Linked DNA regions of Mus musculus: region 1 is linked to region 2. Evidence: chromatin loops called from intact Hi-C (ENCODE). Cell type or tissue: left cerebral cortex. All regions are shown on one strand. Links, peaks and the distances in the headings refer to the core of each region. The heading gives the core; the rest is flanking DNA. Region 1 overlaps Slc30a7 (solute carrier family 30 (zinc transporter), member 7). Region 2 overlaps Dph5 (diphthamide biosynthesis 5).

Region 1 (8,879 bases), core at 470-8,469, 63 kb after region 2:
GGACCCAGAACAGGATCCCACCACCAGTCTCTCCACCTCCTAAAATTTGAGATTACAATGTCCGGCTTCAACTTGTTATGTTATTTTAAAAAGTTGTTTTTTTAAGACTTATTATCTGATTTTTATGAGAACGTGTATTTTTCCTGCATGTATGCATGTGTACCACATTTGTGCTTGGTGCCCAGAGTTCTTAGAGGGTATCGGATCCCCTGGCTGTAAGCCACCATATGGAAGCTAGAATGAAACCAGAGTCCCCTGAAACAGCAACAAGTGCTCTTAACTACTGAGCCATCTCTACAGACCCTAACTGGTTCTCCTAATAAAATAGGTTTCCTTCATTTTACTGAATAAGAAACTAATAATCATGTCACCAAACCATCAATATAATTAAAAGGAAATCTAAAAATGCCAAGAGACAACACAATCAATGAAAGAAGCAAAAAGGTTTCACAAAAGGCACATAGCTTTACAAGAGGTAAGAATAAATTCCAACTATACGTATTGAACATCAGGAGACAGATATATTGAAGAGAGTGAGACCAGAAGGGACCCGGCCAAGGCCAACAAGTAATCCTCTCTGGCTCTCCCTTCCATTAGACCAGGAGCTCCCTGGAGTCAGATAGCATGAAAAAGAGCACACCACAGTAGTAAGGGAATGCAAATCTCAAAGGAATTGCTGTCAAGCTTCCCAAGAGCTTTCTTTTGTAGGCAAGCAGACCATTAACAATGTCCTGATTGGCAGGTTCAAACCCATTTGAATAGCACACAACATATTACAAGGTAGTTATAATCACTTCTACTTTAAAGATGAAAACTGTGAGAGGCAAAGTAGATTGTTAAGGTCACTGTGTAAATAGGAAAGGACTGAGGCAGGCCCCATATAGAGAACCTCGATGTGGGTTTCTAACTGGTGTACTGCACTGGATGCTGGTTCCCCAGAAATGCGGAGGAGTTGTGGATGTGCAAAGGAAACCATGTTTTTAAAGGACTAATTAAGCAAAAGAACAAAGTAAGCTTGATGCAGACTGCACCTAGCAGCAGAGAATCCTAAGCTACACATAGACGAATAACAAAACCATTACTACTGAAGACTTAAAGGTCAGTCATCCTTTTCTTCTTGCAGCAAGTAAACGAAGACCACGCTTCCTACCTTTTAAACTGTGTGTATTTCAAAGGCTAAAACTATTGATGATTCTCTAGTCAGAGAGACAGCAAGGAGCCACCAAGATCCTCAGAAGGTAAAGGCATTTTGCTTGCAAGCCTGGTGAAATAAGTCTGATTTCTGATACCAACATAAAAACTGTTTTCACAAAGTTGTCATCTGACCACCACATTCACACAGTGGCACACATACTTCACACACTACACAAAAATGCACAAAAATAATATTAAAATGTTTAGAAAGAGATGATATTAAAATATAGACTCTCATTTCAAATATCTTCCCTCTGTCTTCTTAGGGTAGCTATATTTACTTGGTTTGTGGTTTTTTTCCCCCCTTCAATGTTTCTTTTCACAAAATATGTAGATATTTTCCTTTTTATATAAATAACTGCAGAGCTCTTATAGAATGTATGCTATACATCTCTCGTGGAAGTAATGCGTTTTAGGGACTCTCTAGTTCTCAGAAGCCTGCATCTTGGAAACCATACCACATCACCAGACACCATCTATGGTCTTTGTTAGAGCTCCTTGCACACAACTTCCTTACTGAAGGACGAATAGCTGTGCAATTTCCAATATTTTTCTTAGAAACAAACAGCCACAAGAATAATTTTATGAATATATCTTTTTTATGTTTTTGCCAACTTATCTGTGGGATCTGTCTCTAGGTGGAGAACTGGTTGCTCACAAATGCCAGTGTCTTAACATTTCTCTTTACAGAGACAATTCTTATTCCTATCCTCAGTATATTAAAAGACCTACTCTGCCCATATCGTTACTACAAGATTGGAAATTTATCCTGATCAGTAAGACATGCTGTCTTATTGCAGTTTGAATCTGTCTTTGTTGTTGTTATTGCTGCTGTTTTATGAGTGAGACTGAGCTAAGTCATTTGTAAGCTGAGGAGATAGGTCACTATCTATAGGGCAAGCCTGAGACCTGAGTTCAATTCCCAGGTCTTGCACAATAAAAGGCAGATGTGGTGGTGCATACCTGCAATTCCAAGGCCAAGGAGGCAGAGACAGGTACATTTCTGGAACTTGCTGGACAGTTGGTTTAGCCTATCCAGACACGTGTCCAAGAAAAAATAGGGTTGCCAACTACCCTTGCACATACATGTATACATGCATCCAAACTCACATGAGCATTATACACATGAATATGTGTATAGATATATCATTTGTAGCGTATCTTTTCTGTGAACTAAATAAACTTATATTTCTGCCTTTTTTTTCCATTGTGTTAGTCTTTTACAATTTTTTCTGGCATTCTGGAGATTAAACCCAGGGCCTCATATTTACGAAGCAAGTACTCTACCACTGAGCTACATGGCTTCTAGTTTAACTTTTACTCTTAGAGGCTGTCTCTATACCAGTCATTTTTATTCAAGTTGATTATGCCTTTTGAACTTCCTTTTATGCTTTTTCCTAGGCCAAATTCTTATTTATTAATTTCATTACATATAATCTATTTATTCTGAGTGCATGTGTGTGGTTGCACAGGTGTCACAAAGTGTGCACGGTGGTCACAGGACAACTTATATGGGTTGGTTTTCTTCTTTCACCATGGAGGTCCCAGGATGGAATTCAGGTCCTCAGGCTTGGTGGCAAGCCCCTTTACCAGCTGAGCCATCTTGTCCTCCATCCCCCATATGGCTCACCTCACCCACCATTTCCTTCTAAGTCTGAGCCACAGCCATCACTAGTACTCTCATGCAGCTAAGTCACTCAGTCATGGCTTCTTCTAGTGCTAACGTGCTTTTGCATTTGACTTTTCTGGCTCAAAGCCATTGGCAGTTTCTCCAGGTCTAGAACATAAGGTACATTTCCAAGTGTATCTTTTTCCACATGGCAATGCCATTATTGAAAGGCATCTTTTACCCCTGATCTATGATGCTGCATGTGCACAAAAAATGCATCTGCTCCAGGACTCACTGGTCTGAACCGCAAGTCATTTTGCTTTCCAGGCACATCACTTTTAGTTATAAAGACACATGTTAGGCTTGTTTTCCCTTACCTACCTTACAATCAATATTTACTAACTCTTCTCCAGAGATGGATGGAAGGAAGGAAGGAAGGAAGGAAGGAAGGAAGGAAAGAAGGAAGGAAGGAAGGAAAGAAGGAAGGAAGGAACGAACGAACCAAGGGCCATTGCATTTGTCCAAATGTCTCTTTGGCATCTCTGGCAATGATCTCATGGTTTTCTCTCTCCATTGTTTAATATGACAAATAATATGCATAAACTCTGTAATACTGAATTACCTTTGCTTTCTTAGAATGAACACAAATTGTACATGATTTCCAGAAGACTTTTTGAAAATAGCACTGAATGTTCTAAATTATAACAAATCTGGAATTGAATAAATATCAGATAATTCTGAACTCCTGTAGCTTGAAAATCATTTTACAGACTACAGATCTGAGGCCTCCAGGGATGGATTTGCCCATCATTTCTGGTGGTTTTGACAAACACTGGTGCCATTCTGTTGATTTATTTTAAGGAACCAGAATCGCACCACTGTGTAACAAGAAAACATCTGGAGACAATGCACACCCTGCACAAGGACACTCAGTGGACGACAGAAAGCAGCACGAGACCCCGAGGAAGCGCTTGGGACCTGCGCTTTTCTGCTCTCTCACCCAGTCAGCCAGTCATCAGCCACTGGTCTGCACTGACGAACCCTAGCTCTTTTCTAAGTGTGGGGCTGGACATTTAGAAAACAGAAGAGAAAGGAAAAAATGAGTCACATACCTTAAAGTGACCCTTAGTGAGTCACTCAGATATATAATCCCCCATTCTCAAGTGTGTGGGAAACCCGTGGCTCACTTCAATGCAATGGAGTACAACTAAGGCAAAGTGAATTTAAGATGTATTTTGAGGTACAAATGAGTTGATTTTTAGTTCATCAAGGAAAAAACCCTGGCGATGCCTGACTTGATCAGAGCCAAGCCCTTAAGAGTGGGTCTAAAGTATTGGTTGAGGCCAAATACTCCTCTGCGATTCTGAAGAAGCAAGCCACCATGAGCTAACAGCTGCATGCTCAGGATTTCTGCTGACAACCACATAAGTTTGCAAGATGACCCTGAGCCTCAGAGGAGGCTGTAGCCCCAGCCAACACATTAGTTACAGCTTTGTGAGGCCTGAGCAGAGAAGGCAGCTGGGCTCTGCCCAGAATACTGATCATGGAAACTGTGAGGTAACCATCCAGCCTGGGACAATCTGTGTAGTCAGCCATTCCCCACAGCCCCCTTCCTATTTCACGTGTAAGGCTTCAGCCACTTCACAAAGAGAGATCCCATTCATCCCAAACAAGACTGCAGAGAGCTATGCCAGGATTTCACATCTTTGGGGTAGGAAAAAGGGAAAATATGAAATAGTGGCATCTTATAAGCCTTTAAATAAAAGCAACGAAAGTAAGGTACAGTTTTATGCTTTCTTTTTTTTTTTTTAAGATGTATTTATTTATGTGAGTACACTGTTGCTGTCTTCAGATAGACCAGAAGGGGGGGTGGATCCCATTACAGATGGTTGTGAGCCACCATGTGGTTGCTGGGAACTGAACTCAGGTCCATCTGTAAGAGTAGGCTTCCTTTATAATGACTCATGGATGAACAGTGGTCAGAAACAAGGAACTCTACAGTAGGGTTGTCTGGATTTGGATATATGGATATACATTTATATTTCATTAATGACCTCTCCTCCTTTATCTGACAGATCCTGACAAAAAATGCATGGCTCTTGAGGGAAGAGTGAGACTTCTGTTAAAGTAACAGTAAAACTCTACTTCTTGCAATGTTACTTACACACAGAGCTTTTGCAAGCTTCTATTGTAAAGACTCGACTCTCTCATCTCTGCAGGTCAGAGATGGCTGCCCTCATTTAAACTGTAATGTCAGAGTTGTTGTTATTTAGTAATCTTTGCCCTCTGGTTCTGAAAACTCACTCTACTTCTTAAAGCAATCTACAGTGTGTCAATTCTTATTTTCCATTATTAGCCTTGGCTCATAGCATGCTGGAAGTATATCCTGTGTCAACAATCCGTAAAAAGGCATTTAATCACATAATCATGAAACTTAAAAAGCAACAACAACAACAACAAGATCCACATTCATGGATGAGAGCAGAACCATAATTCGAGCCATCCAAGCCTCAGTCTGGGTCTCCAGAACCCAAAACACTACTGTGAACCAAGTCCACGGTGTCAGGCTGAGGGCGGGAGTCCTGCTGTGCTGACGGGCCTATCTACTGACTCCTGCTACATCCAGCACCACTGTTTTAGAAAATGGGGATGATAAATTCAGAGGTGTAAGTAGTTAGGAACAGGGGGGCTTCAGAAGTCTGGGCTTCCGAGACTCCTCAGGGCCGACAGGAAACAGGACGAAGGGGACCATAGATTAGGATACTGTGATTAAAGGCGCATGAAGGCAACCAAGTGCTTTTCCCATAAATAAAGAGCTAAAGTTTTATGCACAGGAACTATGATGGAAAACAACCACAGCCTGAAAACCAGGCAAGAGGCCGATAACAGCATTTTGATCCTAAGCGATTTATTCTGGAAGCATCAATAAGGTACTCATAGGTTTAAAAACTTTCTGAAATGTCTACTTAAAAAAATCAGCAGATCAACACTTACCTTGTTATGTGAGTCAACTTTCCATACTATTACAAATACACCGAGCTACCAAACTATAAAGAGAAATGGTTTCTCTGGCTCAGTTGTCACAGGCAGTCATTATTTTCAGGCCCATGGCAGGGCACTTCATGACAGACTAGGAATGACAGTGCAGATTCACTTCATAGAGCCAACAAGCAAACACAAGAGAAGGGGCCAGAGTCTCACTACTTCCTTCGGGGACATACCCCAGTGACCTGAGGACCTTCACCAGGCTGTACCTGGTTCCACCATCTCCCAATTGTGCTCCAATCAAGACCAAGCCTTTACTACACGGGCCTTTCTCCGGGTGACACTTCAGGTCCAGGGCACTTTTTTTTTTCATGTTGTGTATGTGTGTGTGCATGGGTGTGTAGGTATGCAGCTCTATCCATGTGACACCTGACTTTAGGACAGAAGAAACAATACGATGTGTCTGTTGCTGAAAGGGAAACGGATTACTGAGACGCTCACATGGGAAGACCGCACCGCACCGCACAGCACTCGTCTCTTCAGTCTGAATCAGTTTACATCCGTGGCCCAGTACTTCCCTCAGCAGAGAACAAGCCCTTAAAGAGGAGGCAAAGTGACTGACTCCGAACCTACAAACTGCTTGTGTCTTCAGGTACTAATCAGCTGTTTGAAAAACAACATTTCCCCCAGGAAAAACTGCAAGAGGAGTGGGCTCCAGGTGGACTTGTGACATTCACACAGCGTTAACTTCTGACGGTAAGCAACGGCATCAAAGCCACCAATGTTCTTTAAGGGAAACTTAGTGAGCGTCAAGTGAAAACAAACCTCACTCCCGTTCTGTGATCCTAAGAACCAAAACCCCATCTGCCCTCCCTGGCTAGGAAACAACCGTGTCCTCAAGCAGCTAACGCATACTTAACATTGCATACACTAACCATTGAGGGGTATTTATGACCCGTCTCTGTCTCTCCCTCCTGTGTGCATGCATGTGTGTGTGTGCGTGTGTGTGTGCGTGTGTGTGTGTGTGTGTGCGTGTGTGTGTGTGTGTGTGTGTGTGTGTAAGGGAAAATGGGTAAGATTGGAGTTTGCTGAAGTAACCAATTTCTATGGTTTATAGACAAAGGCAAAAACTGACTGAATTAGTGTTCTGTCCTTAGAGTGTAAAAGGTGATCCAGTAAAACCACTGCACGCTTGTTCCACGGTAGCATTACGTCATAGACTCTGTTCTGTCAGCGTTCTCGAGTCAATGCTATTGAATTCTTTCAATATTTGTAGAGATCCTCTCTGCCTGCATCTCCTAACTCAGGTTCTTCATAGGAACCACTAAACACACATGACCAGAGTGAGGGCCTCTTAGCTCCTCGAGGACAGCACAGGCCCAGCACTTTCTAGATGCACCGGTGAGAAATGCTTAGTACCTGTAAATAGGTGCCTTGTGTGCCCCAGAAAGCTAGTTAGAAAATGGTGTTAAATTGACCAGTCACTGTAACTCTGGGGCAACAGTGTCCAATTCGTTCAGTCTCACAAACTGAAAACGTATACAAGCAGGAGATAAAATTCTGAGAGATTGTTTTCTTGTGCCTCACACGGCCCAAAGAATAGTAAACGTAGCCACTTGAAAGGCAAACCACAACGGAAATTGTTAGGGAACGCCTAAAAACATTTCTGAAAAAGATAAAATGCCTACAATCTCTTATATATGACTATATGGAGATAGAGTAGTTTCCTATGTGTGATTTTTGGTCATTATAAAGCACAAATAATTGGAATCAATTATAGTTTGCCAAAGTTGGCGTCCTGGTCAAATCATGAACATCTGAAGAGTGACTTGTCAGTCGCTTTATAGAATGCCACCTGCAGAGCTTGTTTTCGTCATGCATGGCCTTCTAGCTCTTACCTCTAATCACACCCGGTGCTTGTCATTGCTCAACCCTCTAAATCTGCCTTGAAAATGAGTATTTCCCTCAGTATGATAAAAAATAAATGTATTATTTAAAACTTCTTATACAAAACAGGAGGACATTCTTTTATGTACATCTACATGACTGTTTTTGTTTTTCATAAGTACAAAATACAAGAAGGATGAGGACTGGAAGACTTCACAAACAGATAATAGTAATAAAGAAGTCTAGGAGGCTTCAGAAGCTGCCTGAGACAACGCGCACTGCTGTGTCCTCCCGGGTCCTCCCACCGAGCGTGGCGCTGGCTCCCTTTTATTCAAGTGGTGAACACAATCGCACTAAGTCAATGGGATCATTTAGAGCTTGCAGTGACACATCCAATTTCCTCCGCTTTCTACTTCCTTCCAATGCCAGCTTTCTCGTGGGAGGAGAAGGGGGCGACCCACTGTAAACTGCACCCGAGATCCATTTCCGGGAACTAATATTCTCTCTCTGCAGCTTCCACTCCGGCTCCTCACTGAGAAACAAAAGTCACCACAGTACAAACCAGTGTTGCCCAGAAATTCTCACTCCCCATTGCTTGGGGCCAGAAAATGTTGGGAGAAAACCAACTGTGGGAAGTGACCTCCACTGTCAAAGGGAAAACTGAGTCTGTCTAGATGAGAAAGGACAGAGCAGGTTTCCACAACACACTTTACCTGGACAATACGGCACAGAAAACATGGAGAGATTGGAAAGAAAAATGCTTTTTAGTTTTTCTTGCTGTATAACCCAGGCTGGTCTCAGAGTGGAAGTCTGCTCCCTCAGCCTCCCAGGTGCTAGGACCATGGCGCCTGTCACCATGCCCAGAGTCTACAGGCTCAATAATATACCAGAAGGTCAGTCTTGTGAGTGGAGTGGAACCCCATCTATGCCCCTACTGATGAGCATGGCGTTCCTTATAAAAGCACAGGTTTTACAGGAAAGGCAATACTGAGTTGGTACTTGAGATAAGGTTTAAGATTTCTCAGGTAGACTTATGGGAGATGGGGGCAGGGGGCTGGCTCCTCACTTTTCTTTCTACTTTTACCTCACTGTTCACTCCAATGCACACACACCTCCCAACCGTTTGAGTATCAGAGGCACATTCTTGGTCAATGAAGAGCTGAGCACTTGGCCTTTTTTGATCTGCCACCTCTATCGCTTTCTC
Region 2 (8,879 bases), core at 402-8,401:
GGAGCCGGCTGTGCCCTACTCCTCTGCAGAGCCATCTCGAGCTCCAAGAGCATTTACATTTTAGCGAGTACTCAAGTGCTGCTGCATCTGTAGGACACGCCTTGAGAACCACCAACACAGGCCAGTGAAGGACTTAGAAAGTGAACGTATTGACTGAGAGAGCAGAAGCTGCCTACCAGAACTACACCTGCCACGTGGAGGATGTTAGCGGGCTCTTCCCTGTGTTCTCTTGCTTAAGATTGCAAAGGGAAGTAGGTTTCACTTTTGGGAGGTGTCCTGACATCTCTGAATGCTTTGCCACAATTTCAAAAACAGGCATCAAGTTGTTGTAACGAAGGCCTGCTTGGAGTGCCGTGGAAGACCTAGCAAACATGCCTCCTGTCATCTTCACCTCAGTGCAGAGCAGCTACAGACTCCAAACCAAGAGTAGGCACAGGCTTTTCCACTGTCGGTTTGTCGCCCCTCTGAAGCTGGTCTGTTTTTGTTATTTTCTGAAGGAGCTGGCAAGGGCTGTTCAGAAATAGAGTAGACTACTGAGTAGTCTCCTTATCTTGGTAGTTTATTGGACAGCGGGAGATTGTTGTAGGTCAGTGTTATTGATGGCAGTGGAGGGTCGTAGGGTTCTGTACCACAAGTATCATCCTTAGTGAGCATTTCTGTTTTAGAAGCTTACAAGTTAGACATCCATTCAGCAAATACTGTATCTCTCCTCAGTGCCTGCTGGGTAAGCGCCTTGGGATGCAGTAATGAACCTGTCCTCCAGGACCTTGCGGATGGTAGTCTAACTTCCTCATTCTTGTGAACTTCCCCTTTCTCTGGCCGTTGCCTAAGTATTGCCATGTGTCCCTTTGTTTATGTAATGCACGTCTACTCTAGAAAAGTGTAGATCACTTTCAAAAAGTAACAGGCTGTTTTCTGTTTTCATCCCATGACACTAATACTTGTTACTGTTGATGTGTAGCATTCCTAATGTTAGGCTTCCCAGCTTCAGGTAGCTTCATTGTGGGCTAGGACACATGTATGTAGTAATGGATGGAAATACAGCACCGCAAAGGGACACTGAGCTGGGTAATGAGGAGAGCAGAGCTCTGCATAGCCGTCGCCACAGAACTCACCTAAGCTCTGTCTTAGTATTTAACAACTCATTAGCATAGTTATTAAACATTTTCTATTCCCATTAACTTTCTTTTTTAATTTTTATTTAACTTTATTTTGATTTCGTTTCTATTTTTATTTTCCTTCAGTGTAATTTGCCTTTTAATTTGTGTGTGTGGTGGGGTGCATGTGTGTCATAGTAAATACATATAGGTCATGTGACAGCTTGTATTATAGGTTCAGTCCTTCCACCATGTGCATCTCAGGGGTCAAAGTCAGGTCATTACAGTTAGAGAGAGGCAGGTGGCTTTACCCTCTGAGCCAGCTTGCTGGCCCTTGGTTTAATTTTCTGAGACATGGCCTGGTTATATGGCTGAGGCTGGCTATGAACTTGCCATCTCTCTACCTTAGTCTCCCAAGTGCTGACATGCCATGTGTACCACCACTGCTCCTCTACCCACTGTTTTCGAGCACCGAGTCATCGCTCTTTCTAGATTGTGGGTCTCACTGAGCTGTTCTGCTCAGACAGCTCGGCAGATGCCTCTCCCATGTGCAGTGTCAGGGGTCACAGATGCCTCTCCCACGTGCAGTGTTGGGGGTCACAGATGCCTTTCCCATGGGCATTGTTGGGGTCACAGATGCCTCTTCCATGGGCAGTGTCGGGGGTCACATAGTTACTATCAGATCTTTAGCTTACTCACCTTCACATTCCCCATTGCATTTATCACAGCACCATAAAAACAGCCTATGTAAAACCGGTATTTCCTGAGGCAGACTGCTTATGTGTCTTCTGCTTTCCAAATCTGTTATTGTCTTTGAAGTAATATGCTTTAAAATAGAATTCTTTATAGTTAGTCCACAAATGGATTCCCACTTATATATGAAATCAAGATTTTTATAGTTCTTCTCTGACATGTCATAGTCAACATATGTACCTCATATGTAACCATATTTATCATCTTAGTATCAGCAAAAATCAATGTAATATCATTGAAATAAAGTTCATTCTGGATAAGAGCAATGACAACAAAATGTCTCCAGGATCAGTACTCTGAACAGACAAGAAAACTAGTCGTTCTTGAGTCTGTGGGTTTGTGGTGGGCAGTTTGGGCTGACTTTGCTTTCTCTTCGTGTTCACGGATTTAACATGTGGAACCTAATGGATTTCTTTTAAGCAAATTACAATTTCTAATATATATATAATATATATATATATCTCACATTTAAGAAAACAGTAAACCACAGAAAATATTTTAAATACAAGATAACAAGTGTTAAATCCTAATAGAGTAGAGTTTTACAGAGTACCTGTACTGGGTACTTGTACTGTACACGATGGCTCAGGAGGTAAAAGCGCCCAGAACCTACAGTGTGGAAAGAGAGCCAGCTTGCACAGGTGGTCTTTGTGTGCCACATGCATGTCTGCACATGTGTGCATACACACGAAATAGATGCATAAATGTAACAGTGCTGTGTCTGGACTTGTGAGTAGATGGCACTGGTGGTAGCAGTGAGGTGACTTTGAGGCTGTCAGAGCCATTCAGACAAGTGGTGTCAGGGGCGCAAAGCAGTGGAGAGCTGTTTGAGTAGTCAGCATCCTTGGGACTCATGCAGCTGGAGTAGATGGGACTGGGTGCTGGGGAAGCTATCAGAAATGTGAGCTGCAGATTAGAGGCCGGCCAGGCACAGCTCGTCTTTCTAGGTAATTGTTTAAGACCCCTGTCCGTAGTCCATCCTCATTCTTCCCCGTGCTCACCCTGCACCTTCATCCCTTTTCCTCTTTAACTTTCACTTCACAGTCTCTTTCTGGACTCTTTCGGGGGCTTTTTCTCTGAGTGTGGCAAATGTCCTCTCAGAATAGGTAGTGTCCACGTGTCATATCGGCAGGGCCGGGTTACAGCCTGGCAGTCATCTTCCTTATGCATCCTCCCCCTCCGTCTCAATAGTGAGTACCTTACACGGTGGCTGGTTGGATGGATGAAGGGTTCTGTCTTCCTGATTTTGTTTTTCTTTTTTCTTTAGCAAAACATGATCCAGCATCAAGTTAGATTGGCTGCTTTCTCTCTAAGTTATTGCAGATGAAAGCAGAACAGATCTATGTTTCCCCTAGTATTTCTGAAAAAATAGCTGCTTTTGTAGTTTCCAAACTTAGGTTTAAGCAGTAACATTGCCAGATCTGAGACAATAATATTGTCGGGAAGAATGGTGGTAGCACACAGGCCAGAGCTGTAAGACAGCTGGTGTTCAGGCTTCTGCAACCTAAATTCTTGCTGCTGAGATTTGCTCCAGTTGCTTTTTACAGTTTGCTGGTAAGACCTTCGGTTGTGAAACGCAGAAAGCTGATCTTTCTGCTCTTTGAGGTACTAGCATCTCAGTGGTGAAACTGTTTGCATAATGTTCCAGCATCCATTGAAGAAGTTTGCACCCTTGCCACAGGAGGCAGAGTAGCCACAGTTATAAATCAGGGTCCTAAAGGCAGTGCCTAAGTGAGATGGGGCAGCTCACAGTCTTTCACACAGAACACTCCTGTTCTGTTAGATGTGACTAGCATCCCAATTCTCTATTCAAGGCTTGCTCACCCTCTCTTTGAATAAAGAACTTAGCTTCCTTGCTTCCATGGTTTTGTTTCCACGTTTCTTAAAATGTTAGAGCCTCTTAAGTATATAAAAATACAGTTTTCTCCTGAAGGCTTTTATGGAATAAGTGTTTCAAGTTTGATGGGAGGTGATAAGTCCCCTTTAAGATGTCTAGTTGAACTTGTACTAAGAGTAGTTGTGCATATTTAGTAGTTTTGATCTCAGCTAATGAAGAGAGCAGTTTGATTTTATCAAGACACAGCAGTTCAGAACATCTTCATTTAGTCATGAGCATTATTACATCATATACTCAGCCCTAGCCGTGTTTCGAGGCATGACTGGGTACTCAGTACGCACTTGGGTATTCAATCTTTACAAGGATTCTGATTATGCTCACTGTGCAGGAGGGTCCTTTCCAGATCCAAGGTGTCATTTGATTTATCACTGACCTCATAGCTAACCAGAACCGCTGTTGTGAGCCCAGAGCCTTTGTCAGCTCTGAGAGCAATCACCTTTTTCACAGGGCCAGAGATTCATTTCCTCATCATTTTAAACATGTGTCTACTATGTGCCTTGCACATAGTAGGTGATTTATAGTCACTCTTTGTTGGGTGAATTGGTTTCACAGAAGACAGAGGAAATCCTGCTAGACAGGGCAGGAAGTCACAACGCTGAAAACTTGGAGCAGCATGGTCTTTGTACAGTGACCTGTGAACACAGCTCTTACAGCATGTAACATGTAGCTTGGCTTCTCTGAGGATGATTTGTTTGGATAACTTTCAAATGGGCTTTGAGAATAAAGCTCGTTAATAGGTAAATTGGAGTCTGTATCACACTAAGGACGTGATGACCATCCCTTCAGGACTCAGGAAGTGATGTGACTGTGAGCTTGTAAGACCCGGCATACAGAACTTGTAAGACCCGGCATACAGAACTTGTAAGACCCGGCATACAGAACTTGTAAGACCCGGCATACAGAGCCTGAGAACTGTAAGACCCGGCATACAGAACTGTAAGACCCGGCATACAGAGCCTGAGAACTGTAAGACCCGGCATACAGAACTTGTAAGACCCGGCATACAGAGCCTGAGAACTGTAAGACCCGGCATACAGAGCCTGAGAACTGTAAGACCCGGCATACAGAGCCTGAGAACTGTGAGACCCGGCATACAGAACTGTAAGACCCGGCATACAGAACTGTAAGACCCGGCATACAGAGCCTGAGAACTGTAAGACCCGGCATACAGAACTGTAAGACCCGGCATACAGAGCCTGAGAACTGTAAGACCCGGCATACAGAGCCTGAGAACTGTGAGACCCGGCATACAGAGCCTGAGAACTGTGAGACCCGGCATACAGAACTGTAAGACCCGGCATACAGAGCCTGAGAACTGTAAGACCCGGCATACAGAGCCTGAGAACTGTAAGACCCGGCATACAGAACTTGTAAGACCCGGCATACAGAGCCTGAGAACTGTAAGACCCGGCATACAGAACTTGTAAGACCCGGCATACAGAGCCTGAGAACTGTGAGACCCGGCATACAGAGCCTGAGAACTGTGAGACCCGGCATACAGAGCCTGAGAACTGTAAGACCCGGCATACAGAACTGTAAGACCCGGCATACAGAGCCTGAGAACTGTAAGACCCGGCATACAGAACTGTAAGACCCGGCATACAGAGCCTGAGAACTGTAAGACCCGGCATACAGAGCCTGAGAACTGTAAGACCCGGCATACAGAGCCTGAGAACTGTGAGACCCGGCATACAGAGCCTGAGAACTGTGAGACCCGGCATACAGAGCCTGAGAACTGTAAGACCCGGCATACAGAACTGTAAGACCCGGCATACAGAGCCTGAGAACTGTAAGACCCGGCATACAGAGCCTGAGAACTGTGAGACCCGGCATACAGAGCCTGAGAACTGTGAGACCCGGCATACAGAGCCTGAGAACTGTAAGACCCGGCATACAGAACTGTAAGACCCGGCATACAGAGCCTGAGAACTGTAAGACCCGGCATACAGAACTGTAAGACCCGGCATACAGAGCCTGAGAACTGTAAGACCCGGCATACAGAGCCTGAGAACTGTAAGACCCGGCATACAGAGCCTGAGAACTGTAAGACCCGGCATACAGAACTGTAAGACCCGGCATACAGAGCCTGAGAACTGTGAGCTGCTCGGGGCCATAGGGAGGGATGCCCAGAGCGCCCCACCTTTTCTCGCTTCCTTCCTGTCTGCTTTCTGGCATCTCTAGCCACAGCTTCTGAAACCATGGTGAGAAGGAAGCTATAGTACAGGAAACGGCATCACCAGTGCCTACTTGGGACCCAACTCCTGTTTTCTCAGAAGAACACAAGGCTTAGGAAAGTTAAATGCTTTCTAATCTGTGACATGTTTCTAGATTTTCAATGTCTGCGCTTTCGTAATTTCTTATAAGTCTTATTAAACTGTTTAGAAGAATTGAGTCATTCTCTAACTTCAGCATTGTGCTTTCCTGTACATTGTCTTGGAAAACAGATCTCTTTTGTACAATGCCCCTATAAACACTATTATAATATTAATATGTAACTTCACCATGTGAATAATGGTTATGTGTCAGTTGATCCCATAGCTGGGGATGGGTTCTATTGGCACTGTTCCTGCACAGCTAGCGAGTTACAGAGCCAGCCTCTAAAGCTTCACTGTCCTTGAGTGGGCTAGTGTAGGTCGTGGTTTAAAAAGTCAAGCTTCATAAATTCATTCTTTTTAATAGCTGAGTAGTACTCCATTGTGTAGATGTACCACATTTTCTGTATCCATTCCTCTGTTGAGGGGCATCTGGGTTCTTTCCAGCTTCTGGCTATTATAAATAAGGCTGCTATGAACATAGTGGAGCATGTGTCCTCCTAGCCAAATGGATGGACCTGGAGGGCATCATCCTGAGTGAGGTAACACATTCACAAAGGAACTCACACAATATGTACTCACTGATAAGTGGATATTAGCCCAAAACCTAGGATACCCAAGATATAAGATACAATTTCCTAAACACATGAAACTCAAGAAAAATGAAGACTGAAGTGTGGACACTATGCCCCTCCTTAGAAGTGGGAACAAAACACCCTTGGAAGGAGTTACAGAGACAAAGTTTGGAGCTGAGATGAAAGGATGGACCATGTAGAGACTGCCTTATCCAGGGATCCACCCCATAATCAGCATCCAAACGCTGACACCATTGCATACACTAGCAAGATTTTATCGAAAGGACCCAGATGTAGCTGTCTCTTGTGAGACTATGCCGGGGCCTAGCAAACACAGAAGTGGATGCCCACAGTCAGCTAATGGATGGATCACAGGGCTCCCAATGGAGGAGCTAGAGAAAGTACCCAAGGTGCTAAAGGGATCTGCAACCCTATAGGTGGATCAACATTATGAACTAACCAGTACCCCGGAGCTCTTGACTCTAGCTGCATATGTATCAAAAGATGGCCTAGTCGGCCATCACTGGAAAGAGAGGCCCATTGGACACACAAACTTTATATGCCCCAGAACAGGGGAACGCCAGGGCCAAAAAGGGGGAGTGGGCGGGTAGGGGAGTGGGGATGGGTGGGTATGGGGGACTTTTGGTATAGCATTGGAAATGTAAATGAGCTAAATACCTAATAAAAAATGGAAAGAAAAAAAAAAAAGAAGAAGTACAGAGGAAAAAAAAAAAAAAAAGTCAAGCTTCTTGGTTATAGTGATAGGGAAATGAGGTGAACCACTAGGGTGATGTTGGGAGCCGCCCCCACATTCGCCGTTACAAGATGGCGCTGACATCCTGTGTTCTAAGTGGTAAACAAATAATCTGCGCATGTGCCAAGGGTATCTTATGACTACTTGTGCTCTGCCTTCCCCGTGACGTCAACTCGGCCGATGGGCTGCAGCCAATCAAGGAGTGACACGTCCGAGGCGAAGGAGAATGCTCCTTAAGAGGGACGGGGTTTCGTTCTCTCTCTCTCTTGTCTCTCGCTCTCTCTCTTGCTTTTCTCTCTCTCTTGCTTTTCTCTCTCTCTTGCTTCTTGCTCTCTTTTCCTGAAGATGTAAGAATAAAGCTTTGCCGCAGAAGATTCTGGTCTGTGGTGTTCTTCCTGGCCGGTCGTGAGAACGCGTCTAATAACAATTGGTGCCGAATTCCGGGACGAGAAAAAAACTCGGGACTGGCGCAAGGAGGATCCCTCATTCCGGAACCAGAACTGCGGATCACGTTTATAAAGGTTCCCGTAACACAGACTGTTGAGAAGGATTCAACTGCCGAATTCAGAACTCATCAGCTGGGGAACGACGGTGATAAAGGTTCCCGTAAAGCAGACTGTTGAGAAGGATTCAACTGCCGAATTCAGAACTCATCAGCTGGGGAACGACGGTGATAAAGGTTCCCGTAAAGCAGACTGTTGAGAAGGATTCAACTGCCGAATTCAGAACTCATCAGCTGGGGAACGGAAGTGAGAAATGGCTTTACCAGGTATGTTTGGCCTTGAATTTTTTCTGGTGTTAGGAGCCCTTTTGTTCCTTTTCACATGTTATATAGTGCTTAAGATAGGGCTGAAAATTCTAGAGGAAATTCAGGACAGTCTATCAGAAGTAAAGCGGGGAGAGAGAGTAGGAGCAAGGAGAAACGGTAAGTATACAGGCCTTTCCAAGGGTCTTGAACCCGAGGAAAAGTTAAGGTTAGGTAGGAATACCTGGAGAGAGATTAGAAGAAAAAGAGGAAAAAGGGAGAAGAAAAAAGATCGATTAGCGGAGGTCTCTAGGAGATACTCGTCACTAGATGAGCTCAGGAAGCCAGCTCTTAGTAGCTCTGAAGCAAGTGAAGAATCCTCCTCTGAGGAAACAGACTGGGAGGAAGAAGCAGCCCATTACCAGCCAGCTAATCGGTCAAGAAAAAAGCCAAAAGCGGCTGGCGAAGGCCAGTTTGCTAATTGGCCTCAGGGCAATCGGCTACCAGGTGCACTCCCGCCCTATGCGGAGTCCCCGCCCTGCGTAGTGCGTCAGCCCGTAGTGCGTCAGCAATGCGCAGAGAGGCAGTGCGCAGAAAGGCAGTGCGCAGACTCATTCATTCCCCGAGAGGAACAAAGGAAAATACAACAGGCATTTCCAGTCTTTGAAGGAGCCGAGGGTGGGCGTGTCCACGCTCCGGTAGAATATGTGCAGATTAAATATGGAATCAATGCTAATTTTACCTTG

The links. A loop is a pair of places that touch in the nucleus more often than their neighbours do. Peaks named below come from ENCODE experiments on the same cell type or tissue, not always from the same donor. Only the 100,000 strongest peaks of a DNase experiment are listed, where the experiment ranks them.
Region 1: a loop joins it to region 2, with 2.2 times the contacts of the local background. A loop is called at or near these places in 2 of 42 quality-filtered maps.

The regions. Positions count from the first base shown.
Region 1 is chr3:115,965,037-115,973,915 of GRCm38, forward strand. All of the region lies in intron 8 of Slc30a7 (solute carrier family 30 (zinc transporter), member 7), which reads right to left. Among named protein-coding and RNA genes, the nearest start is that of Mir669n, 10 kb to the right of the region's middle. In left cerebral cortex, for the core only: no CTCF peak of the experiment used is centred there; a DNase peak (open chromatin) is centred at 4,303.
Region 2 is chr3:115,901,703-115,910,581 of GRCm38, forward strand. The region is part of intron 4 of Dph5 (diphthamide biosynthesis 5); the gene reads left to right. Among named protein-coding and RNA genes, the nearest start is that of Dph5, 18 kb to the left of the region's middle. In left cerebral cortex, for the core only: a CTCF peak has its summit at 3,541; a DNase peak (open chromatin) is centred at 3,544.